Regions from separate parts of the Homo sapiens genome. Here all the other regions are linked to region 3. The links are chromatin contacts, found by Hi-C or POLR2A ChIA-PET in ENCODE. All regions are on one chromosome and are shown on one strand. The core of a region is the stretch at or near the end of the contact, and the rest is flanking DNA. Distances in the headings are between cores, read along the strand shown.

Evidence for each region. Hi-C counts contacts between places; a loop is a spot of excess contacts on that map. ChIA-PET counts read pairs that join two places held with the same protein, here RNA polymerase II (POLR2A). Pooled maps may share reads with other maps.
Region 1: a pooled map shows a loop between it and region 3 (8-fold over the local background). The contact joins the enhancer-like site here to the promoter of MED14 in region 3. A Hi-C loop is called at or near these places in 10 of 50 pooled maps. POLR2A ChIA-PET finds 5 or more read pairs at or near these places in 4 of 52 experiments (A549, AG04449, Caco-2 and 1 more).
Region 2: a pooled map shows a loop between it and region 3 (8-fold over the local background). The contact joins the enhancer-like site here to the promoter of MED14 in region 3. A Hi-C loop is called at or near these places in 2 of 37 single-sample maps with no recorded cell type and 6 of 50 pooled maps. POLR2A ChIA-PET finds 5 or more read pairs at or near these places in 2 of 52 experiments (GM12878 and activated T-cell).

The regions. Positions count from the first base shown.
Region 1 is chrX:41,008,702-41,011,539 of GRCh38, forward strand. No RefSeq gene overlaps it. Among named protein-coding and RNA genes, the nearest start is that of USP9X, 75 kb to the right of the region's middle. Within about 2 kb of position 1,535, at least 36 of the 41 ENCODE cell types and tissues checked have a DNase peak (open chromatin) inside an H3K27ac peak, as active enhancers do.
Region 2 is chrX:41,179,068-41,182,000 of GRCh38, forward strand. All of the region lies in intron 21 of USP9X (ubiquitin specific peptidase 9 X-linked), which reads left to right. Among named protein-coding and RNA genes, the nearest start is that of USP9X, 95 kb to the left of the region's middle. Within about 2 kb of position 1,309, at least 3 of the 41 ENCODE cell types and tissues checked have a DNase peak (open chromatin) inside an H3K27ac peak, as active enhancers do.
Region 3 is chrX:40,733,947-40,736,837 of GRCh38, forward strand. It overlaps MED14 (mediator complex subunit 14), which reads right to left and starts at 1,596. Exons shown (of 31, transcript NM_004229.4): 1 at 1,252-1,596. The coding sequence starts at 1,466. It overlaps MED14OS (MED14 opposite strand), which reads left to right and starts at 1,744. Exons shown (of 2, transcript NR_169211.1): 1 at 1,744-1,844. RefSeq lists enhancers at 966-1,887, 1,888-2,808 and silencers at 1,204-1,583, 1,844-1,933.

The DNA of each region.
Region 1 (2,838 bases), core at 285-2,784, 270 kb after region 3:
CGAAAGTGCTGGGATTACAGGCGTGGGCCACCGCGCCTGGCCCATTTTTCATTTTTAGATTGCCTCTTTCCCCCATGAGGGCAGGAACCTGGTCTGTTTTGTTTATTGCTATATTCCTATTATCTGGAAGAAGAACTGACACAGAAGGGGTGCCACAAATTCTTGTTAATTCTCTTCGTTTACGTTATGCAAGGTTCAAGTTCTTCCCAAATAGAATATAGCATGGAAGTTCTCGCAGGTGCTCTCTCTCCTCAATGCAAGACATGGCCACCTCTGAGATACAGTTGGCTCACCCCTAAAATGCTAAAGCCCAGCGATCACACAGGCGCACATATTAGAGCACTTCCTTCTCATAAACTTCCAGAAGCAGAATTACTAGATCATGAGCTAAACTCCCAAATTAACCTCCTGAGAGGTCAATGCTAATTCCTTTCCCATCAGCAGTACTCCATTACGGTGTACTCTGGGCCTTCAGGCAAATAATAATGATGATGATGATGATGTTGATGATGATGATGATAGTGTCCTCTTCACTCTTTGTTAACTGGAAAATAAACAGATCTTTTTAGTGGCAGGGAAACTTCTGGGTTATCAGGACTAGTGAGGTCCTGGGATGGGCTTTTAGGAGAAAAGAAGCTCTTCTGGCAGCTTCCATCTCTGAAATTATGTCCCCACCAATACTGTAAATTGTTTCCCCATGATGCCAAGTCATGTTTATTCAGGAATTCATTCACTTCATAATTCCTTTTGAGTATGTATTTTGTACGTAAACTCCAAACTTTTGCCAAGCTCAAGAATATTCCTTGAAATAAAGGAATTTGGCCAGGCATGGTGGCTAACACCTGTAATCCCAGCACTTTGGGAGGCGGAGGCGGGCTGATCACCTGAGGTCAGGAGTTTGAGACCAGCCTGGCCAACATGGCGAAACCTCGTCTCTACCAAAAATGCAAAAATTAGCCAGGCACAGTGGCAGGCGCTTGTAATCCCAGCTACTTGGGAGGCTGAGGCAGGAGAATCGCTTAAACCTGGGAGGCGGAGGTTGCAGTGAGCCGAGATTGTGCCGTTGCACTCCAGCCTGGGCGACAGAGCGAGACTCTGTCCTCCCCGTCCCCGCAAAAAAAAAAAAAAAAAAAAAAAAAAGGAATTTATAACTATCCTGGCATTTAGCAGTTTACAGGGGGGTTTCACTTCCGTTTTCTCATTTGGACCATGCAAAAGCCAACTGAGTACAATTCTGCCCATTTTACAGATGAACAAACCAGAGGCACAGAGGAGAGGGATTTGCCCGAGGCTACACAATACCTGTGAGTCACAGCCAGGACTAAGGATCCTGTGAGCTTCTCAGCACATGCCACTCCTTCCTACAACACCCTGCCAGGTCCACCACCTCCGTAAGTGGAGAATCTTAACGAAGGGCGACCTATGCACGCACCTGACTTCTGAGCTGAGGAACAGTAGAATGAAGGAGTTATTTTTAAATGGCTTTTACCGAGCCTGTGATGTCATTTCATTGATCACGCTGGGAGATGCGGTGCTGAGTTGTGCTATGGCAACTCGATTAAGGCTGGGAACTCCATTTCCTAGAAGCCCCTCCCTGCTGTGTTTCCGGGTTAGAGTTGGCCAAAAGAGAACCTTGTGCAAGAATTGTAGGGCGGAAGGCGAGCAGCAGTCACTGCCCCTGGCAGGTTTCCCGTCAGATACAGTGAAGGACAGAAACAGAGGGGCCCTGAGAGGCCCTGCAGCTCCCGGTTTATCCGGCTCTCTCCTCTGCTCCCTCCCAGCTAACATTTCCTGCTGTTGGCTCTGCTACCCAACAGCTGCCTCGGGCCCACCACCAGGGGCTTGGCTGTCGCCCCACATGGGGCGGGAGCTACGTAGAGGCCACAGCTCCCATAAACCTCTCCACGAACTCCCCCTCCGCGGCCCTGCTTCGGTGGCTAGATGTGCTTTGGCTTCTGGAATTTTCCTGCAAGCTCTGATTTGTCCAACTGCACCAGTGCTTCCGGCAACGGCTAGTGACTCTCTGATCTTCTGACTCCTCCTTCCAGACATTCACTTCCCCAGCTCTTCCCACAGCTGTGAACGGTTTTATTCCTAGAATACTCACAGTGGCTCTGTTTCCCTGGCTGAATCCTGTTACGATACTTACAGATTCTGCTTTACATGAAAAACAGCATAAGAAAAAAAAAATGTTCTGGAGTGTAAGGCAGAATTCCACCTGATACTTAGAATCTATATATCTCATGTGCTTGATTTATAGATTGGATATGTGGGAACTAAGGAAAGAAGATTATTCAATGAACCAGTGGAGGAAGAATCGTGTATGCTTTCAGTGTAGACCAAACTGGGGAAATAGATGAGAAAGGAATAACTGAAAAGACATAACCTTCTTTATCTTGTTTTTCTAAGCTCAAAAGATGGAAGAGGGGAAGGAATTGGTAGTGAAGCCATTTTTGTAGTCTGGAAATTTTCTGTCAAGTTTTACATAATTCCTTAGGGCATACCAAAGAAAATAATCAGTCCTGTCTACCCTCTAAGTAACTATCTTCTCTTGAAAGAGAAAGGAGTGATTCTTATTTAGGAAATCTAGTTCTTTAAATATAAAATACGAAATTGAGCCTGGGCAACATAAGGGAGACCTTGTCTCTACTAAAATTCAAAAAGAATAAAAATTAGCCAGGGGTGGGGCGCAAGCTGATAGTCCCAACTATTTTGGGGGCTGAGGTGAGAAGATCGCTTGAGCCCAGGAGGTTGAGGCTGCAGTGAGCAATGATCTCACCGCTGCACTCCAGCCTGGGTGATACAGTGAGACCCCATCTCAAAATAGATACATTAATT
Region 2 (2,933 bases), core at 59-2,558, 440 kb after region 3:
TCTGTGTCTATTTTTGTGTCAATACCATGCTGTTTTGGTTACTATTGCTCTATAGTAAATTTTGAAGTCAAGTAGCTGATGCCTTCAGCTTTGTTCTTCTTACTCAAGATTGATTCGGCTATTTGGAGTCTTTTGTAGTTCCATATGAATTTTAGGAGTGTTTTTTGTATTTTTTTGTTTTACCTTGCAGATTCACCTCAAAGGATGTTTTTTCTATTTCTGTGAAGAATATAATTGGTATTTTAATAGAGATTGCATCAATCTGTAGATTGCTTTGGGTAATATGGACATTTTAACAATATTTGTTCTTCCAACCCATGAACATAGAATATTTTTCCATTTATTTGTGTCCTGTGTTCGTTCTTTCATCAGTTTTTTTTGTAGTGATCTTTCTCCTCCTTGCTTAAATTTATTCCTAGGCATCTTATATTTTTGTAGCTATTGTGAGATAACTTTCTTGATTTCTCTTTCAGATAGTTTGCTATTGGCAAATGGAAACACTACTTAGTTTTGTATATTGATTTTTGTATCCTGCAGTTAACTAACACAGGTTCACGCTTGTACCAGTCCAGCTTCCTAGTCATCTTCCATTCCGTATTTGTATCTCTACAGCAATGAGAAATCTGAAACCTGAGGGAGTTGGAAAGGCTTCTTAATCAGTCTTCAGCCTCTGTCTTTAGGCCTTCGAATCATTTGTGCCTTCCCAAGTGTTTGTTGTTTTCATACCCTTGGCTTTTCTCAGATTTAGTGGGGCATTAATTTATAGGCACCCTCTTCTCCTTGCCTTCACAACAACTAAACCAACTTCACAACTTCAGCTAAACCAACTATCTATCCCCATCTTCACTACACCGTCAGTAATTTGTTGACAGCTGTTTAATGTGTTGCTTCCCCTTCTGTTTTTATGTTCTTTTGAGTTTATGTATTTTTATATTCATTCATTCTCATTTTAGTGGGGTTTGGGGATGAAGTACTGATAAATATAGTGCAGTACACCATATTTAGTTGACATAATTTTTAAAGCTGTCTTCTGCTTTTATTACCTCCATTTTCTAAATTAAACACCTTGTTGGGCTTCTCATCTTGCTTTGCAATTATTATGGGACAGAAGCATTTCACATTAGATTCTTAGCTAAGGCTTCTCTCAAAAGATATATTTCATTCTTGTCTGTTACATCGTTTAGAATTTACATAGTTTCATTTGTTAGTATTTCAGTAATAGTCCTTGCAGTGCTTTACTGCAGATTCAACCTTCACAACATACTGTAAAAACACAAACCCACCACTGAATCCTTGATCTTGTGATTGGCGCTTAATGCCACCAGATGGCGAGCATGAGCTCTTGTCAGACAGTTAAGGCAAGAAACTTGAAGTGGGTGCTTTCTTCATGTTTTATATAATGAAACTAGAATACCTAAATTTGAAACAGCCAGCTTTTGAAAAAGCTGGTAATGGTTGTATTGCAGCAGAAAATCATAGGCTTTGGACTCAAATGGACTTGAGTTCCAATCCTGCTTCTAATTGCTACTCTATGGCGTTAAACATAAGTTTCATAGTTTATTAGAGCTTCCTTATCCTTAGAACTGGGATAATGATAACTTTTTTGTGTAATTGCAGGGATTAAATGAAACAATGTATGGAAAACCCCTAGCCTAGGGACTGGCACTTAGTATTCATTAAACATTAAACCACTCTCTGTCACTTCCTTTTCTTAGAGCTCCTGCTTCCTTTCTTATTTAAGAGTTTGTGTCTAAAACGTGGTAATACAATCTTTTGTAAAAGTCTGTTGTAAGCTCTTAGCACTGATAAACTCAACTTAAACCACACATCATCTCTATAAGGTATAGTTAATGACTAGGAAAAAAGCTAATGATTCTCTCTTTCCCCTCCATTTAAAATACATCCAAGAGTGCACAAATGCTAAATGATCACCCAAATGTTACACTTCTTTTCATTCTGAATCTTTGCCTGAAGCCAAGTGCCCATGTTATGATTTGCTGTTAAACTTAAAACTTCTGCAGTCCTCTCTATATGTAATACCATCTTTTGTAAAAGTCTGTTGTAAGCTCTTAGCACTGATAAACCACACAACATACCTATAAGGAAATTATTAATTTTATCTGTATTTTAAAGACGGAGAAACTGAAGCACAGAGAGATTGTTAATTCACCTGGGACACATAGCTTAAATGCTATTTCTCATTTCTTTTTTTTTTTTTTTTTTTTTAAAGAGAGAGGGCCTTACTCTGTGTCCCAGGCTAGAGTGCAGCAGCATGATCCTAGCTCACTGTAACCTCAAACTCCTGGCCTCAAGTGAGGCTCCTGCCTAAGAGTAGCTAGGACTACAGGTACACACCACCACACCTGACTTTTTTTTTTTTTTTTTTTTTTTTTTTTTGAGATACAGAGTCTCACACTGTCGCCCAGGCTGCAATGCAGTGGCGCAGTCTCTGCTTACTGCAGCCTGTGCCTTCTGGGTTCAAGTGATTCTCCTGCCTCAGCCTCCCGAGTAGCTGGGATTACAGATGGACGCCACCACGCCCAGCTAATTTTTGTATTTTTTGTAGAGATGGGGTTTCACCATGTTGGTCAGGCTAGTCTTGAACTCCTGACCTCAAGTGATCCGCCCACCTCCGCCTCCCTGAGTGCTGGGATTACAGGCATGAGCCACTGCGCCCGGCCCACACCTGGCTTATTTTGAAAATTTTTTTGTAGTGATGGGGGTCTTGCTGTGTTACGCAGGCTGGTTTTGACCTGGGCTCCAGTGATCCTCCCATCTTGGCTTCCCAAAGCTTAGGTATCTTTTCAAAAGGCTAGAAAGAAACCAAAATCGTCATAAACTCTGGATGACAAGATTATGACTGGCTTAAATTTTTCTGGCTTCCATTTTTTATAAAATGTAACATGATATAATCAGGGATGAATATGAGAGCT
Region 3 (2,891 bases), core at 346-2,845:
CAATAAAACAGATGTTCCTCTCTTCATAAGCCAAGTCCTAAAATAGTAAAAAGACAACCACAATTCAAGGAATTTCTACAAATCCCCTATGGAAAAGCAAATTACACCACCGATAGCAGCAGTTTTCAACATTTTTTTTCCCACAGCTCTATATAGGCACATACATGAAACTTTCTCATGGATATTCTTGGATTTTTATGAAATCCAACAATAAATGGTGCAGAGAGGTATATCATTATAATAGTCCCTAAACCTGACAGCGATTTAAATTTCTCATTAGCCATGGGTAGGCTTCTTTAACACTACTTTTTTCTGTCCCATTCAAAAAAGTACAATACATCAAAACTGAGAATGACGTTTTACAGGAGTTAAGTAGAGCCTACTCTTTCAGTCATCTGCAAACAAGTATCTGTTATCAGTCTCTAAAAACAAATTACTGTGACGCTTTAGAGCCTAATATCTGCATACTAATGTATCTCAATTGATAACCCTGATCTGAAGTCTTGCAATAGATAAAAAATAAAATTCTGATTAACTTTTTCTGAACCTGGGTTATAAGATGTACAACAGAGTCCCAAAATGTTACGGTGCCTTTTCTTCACACACTGAAATTCGTTAGTATATTCTGATCCTATTCTGAAGGGATTAACAACTTAATCATGCCCCAAGGCATTTCATGGGTAACTAGGTGATTTATAAACCCCCTTCATACTCCAAGAAATAACAGACTACTTACAAAAAAATTTTACTCACACTAACTTCATTAAGACCTCAAACACTCAAAAGTTCCAGAAAAAAAGTACTTTGAATTCAAATTTGTATTTTATACACAACGTATGTAGCTCCTGCATTAACTTAGAAGCAATAACAGCTTACATTTAAAACGTATCGTCAAGAGGCTGTAATACAAATTTCCCATCTATAGAGTTTTTTCTAAAAGCTCGAATATTATGTATTCCAGCCAAGAAATCAAGAGAGTTCTGTTGGGAACTCGGACAAAAATTTCACACAATTTTCAGTGGAAGTGTAACAACACGCAAAATTAACAAGTCTCTGTTGCATCGTTGCCAGGAAGACCCCAGATACAAAGCTTCTTCTCCACCTCTGCTGAACCCCAGGAGTTCAAAAATTCTAGACTAAGCAGTCCAGCGGAGAACACAGCAGCCTCTCGGGGAGAGGGAGGTGCAAACGTCTCAGCCGGTTGGGCGGGAAGGGGGGCTGGGGAACAGGCAGGGGTTTCGGGGCACTTACAGGTCCGTCAACACCATAAGCTCCGAGTAGGCCCGGTGCAGCAGAAATTCAATGAGGGTGCTCAGCCGGTAGCCCGGGCTAGCCGCAGCTGCAGCGGCCGCCGCCACGGCGGCTCCCGGGGGAGGAGGGGCTGGGGCTGACGGGGGTCCGCCGCTGCCCCCGCCGCCGCCTCCGGGCGGGACCAGCTGGTGGTTCTCCAGCTGCACTGGGGCCATGGCGGCGCAGGACCGGGCTTGGCGCAACGGCACACGATGCGGTCCTCGAGCCTCCCGGGCGCTCGGTCACCGCGCCGAAACGGGAGCGGGCAGAGTCGCCACCGCCTACCGCCGGGCCGCCTCAGAACAGGAAGCCGTGCGCCGACCGCGGAAGCCCGCCCCCATGTAGCGAGAAGTCCGCCGACCCCAGGGACAGGAGCGAGGGGCGGGGGGAGGCGGGGATGGGGGGGAAGCAGGGCGGCCCCGCAGAGGGGAAGCTGCGCCTCCGCAAACGCTCAGAAGCAGCTTCGCCAGACAGCCGCAACGTACATGTTGACTGCCCGAGGCGGAAGTCGATCGGCAGAGCGGAAGGGGGACCTGCAGAGGACCTTCCGACAGGTCTGTGTCTGTTCTCTCAGCTGTCTAGCACCGCAGCGCTGGGGGGCGCGTGGGAGTGAGGCGGTACCTGTGAGCGCGCGGGAGAGCGGAAAAGGGAGCCGCGCGCCGCCGGAAACCAGGGTGAGGGCTGAGCCGGAGTCGTCACCGGGAACGTCAGCAGTTGCCCCGCCCTTACCCTCGCCGCTCTCCCTCCCGCCTCCGCCCCCTGGCGTTGTAAAGGCGACAATTTGCCCAGAGAAATCCACCATCGCTTCCTAAGTGGGGCACAAACACAGCCAGGGGAGGCCTCCTCTAAATGTTCGTGAATTCTGGTTCTGGAATCGCGAAGAAATGGGAGCGGCCGCGCGCTTGTGATTCTCAGGCCTTTGCTCCTCCCATACACGTCCACGGCGCGTTACGTGGGAGAACGTTTTCGCCCCTTTTTTTTTTTTTCCAAACTGTGGGAAAAGGTGCTAGAAAATATGATTGCGGGTAGAGACAGGGCCGCTGGCAGAGTAACTCAATTTTAATAGAGTCGGGTGTATGCTGAGGTCGTCACCATCCCCCAAATCCTGTCAGTCCCACACAAAAACGGCCCTTAAATCCCCTGCCACGGGCTCTCATATAGTTTTTGTCCTTGCTCTTGCAGTCACCGCTCTATTCTGAAGGGCTTTTCAGTTCATCCATGCCTACCGACACTCCCGTCCCCCCCATCAAAGTCCACGTTTAATTTTTTGTACCTGCTTTAAAACAGCGATTCTCAACCTTGGCTGCACTTTGCAATTATCTGAGGAGCTGTTTTTTAAAAAAATACTTAGATATATGGGTTCCACCCCTGTAGATTCAGATTTAATTGGTCTGGCTTGAGGTCTGGGCTTGGGGAATTTTTGAACTTTCCTAAGGTGATTCTAACATGCCCTAACGTAGAGATTCACTATTAGAAGCATTCGTTGCTGCGACCCCTTTCAAACATCTTTTTGCAGTTTCATCTCCTCTTGGTGTAAGAGATGTTCATGATGTTCCCTAAGGTTAGAATATTCTTACTGTCATCACTTGGGTAATTCTTTA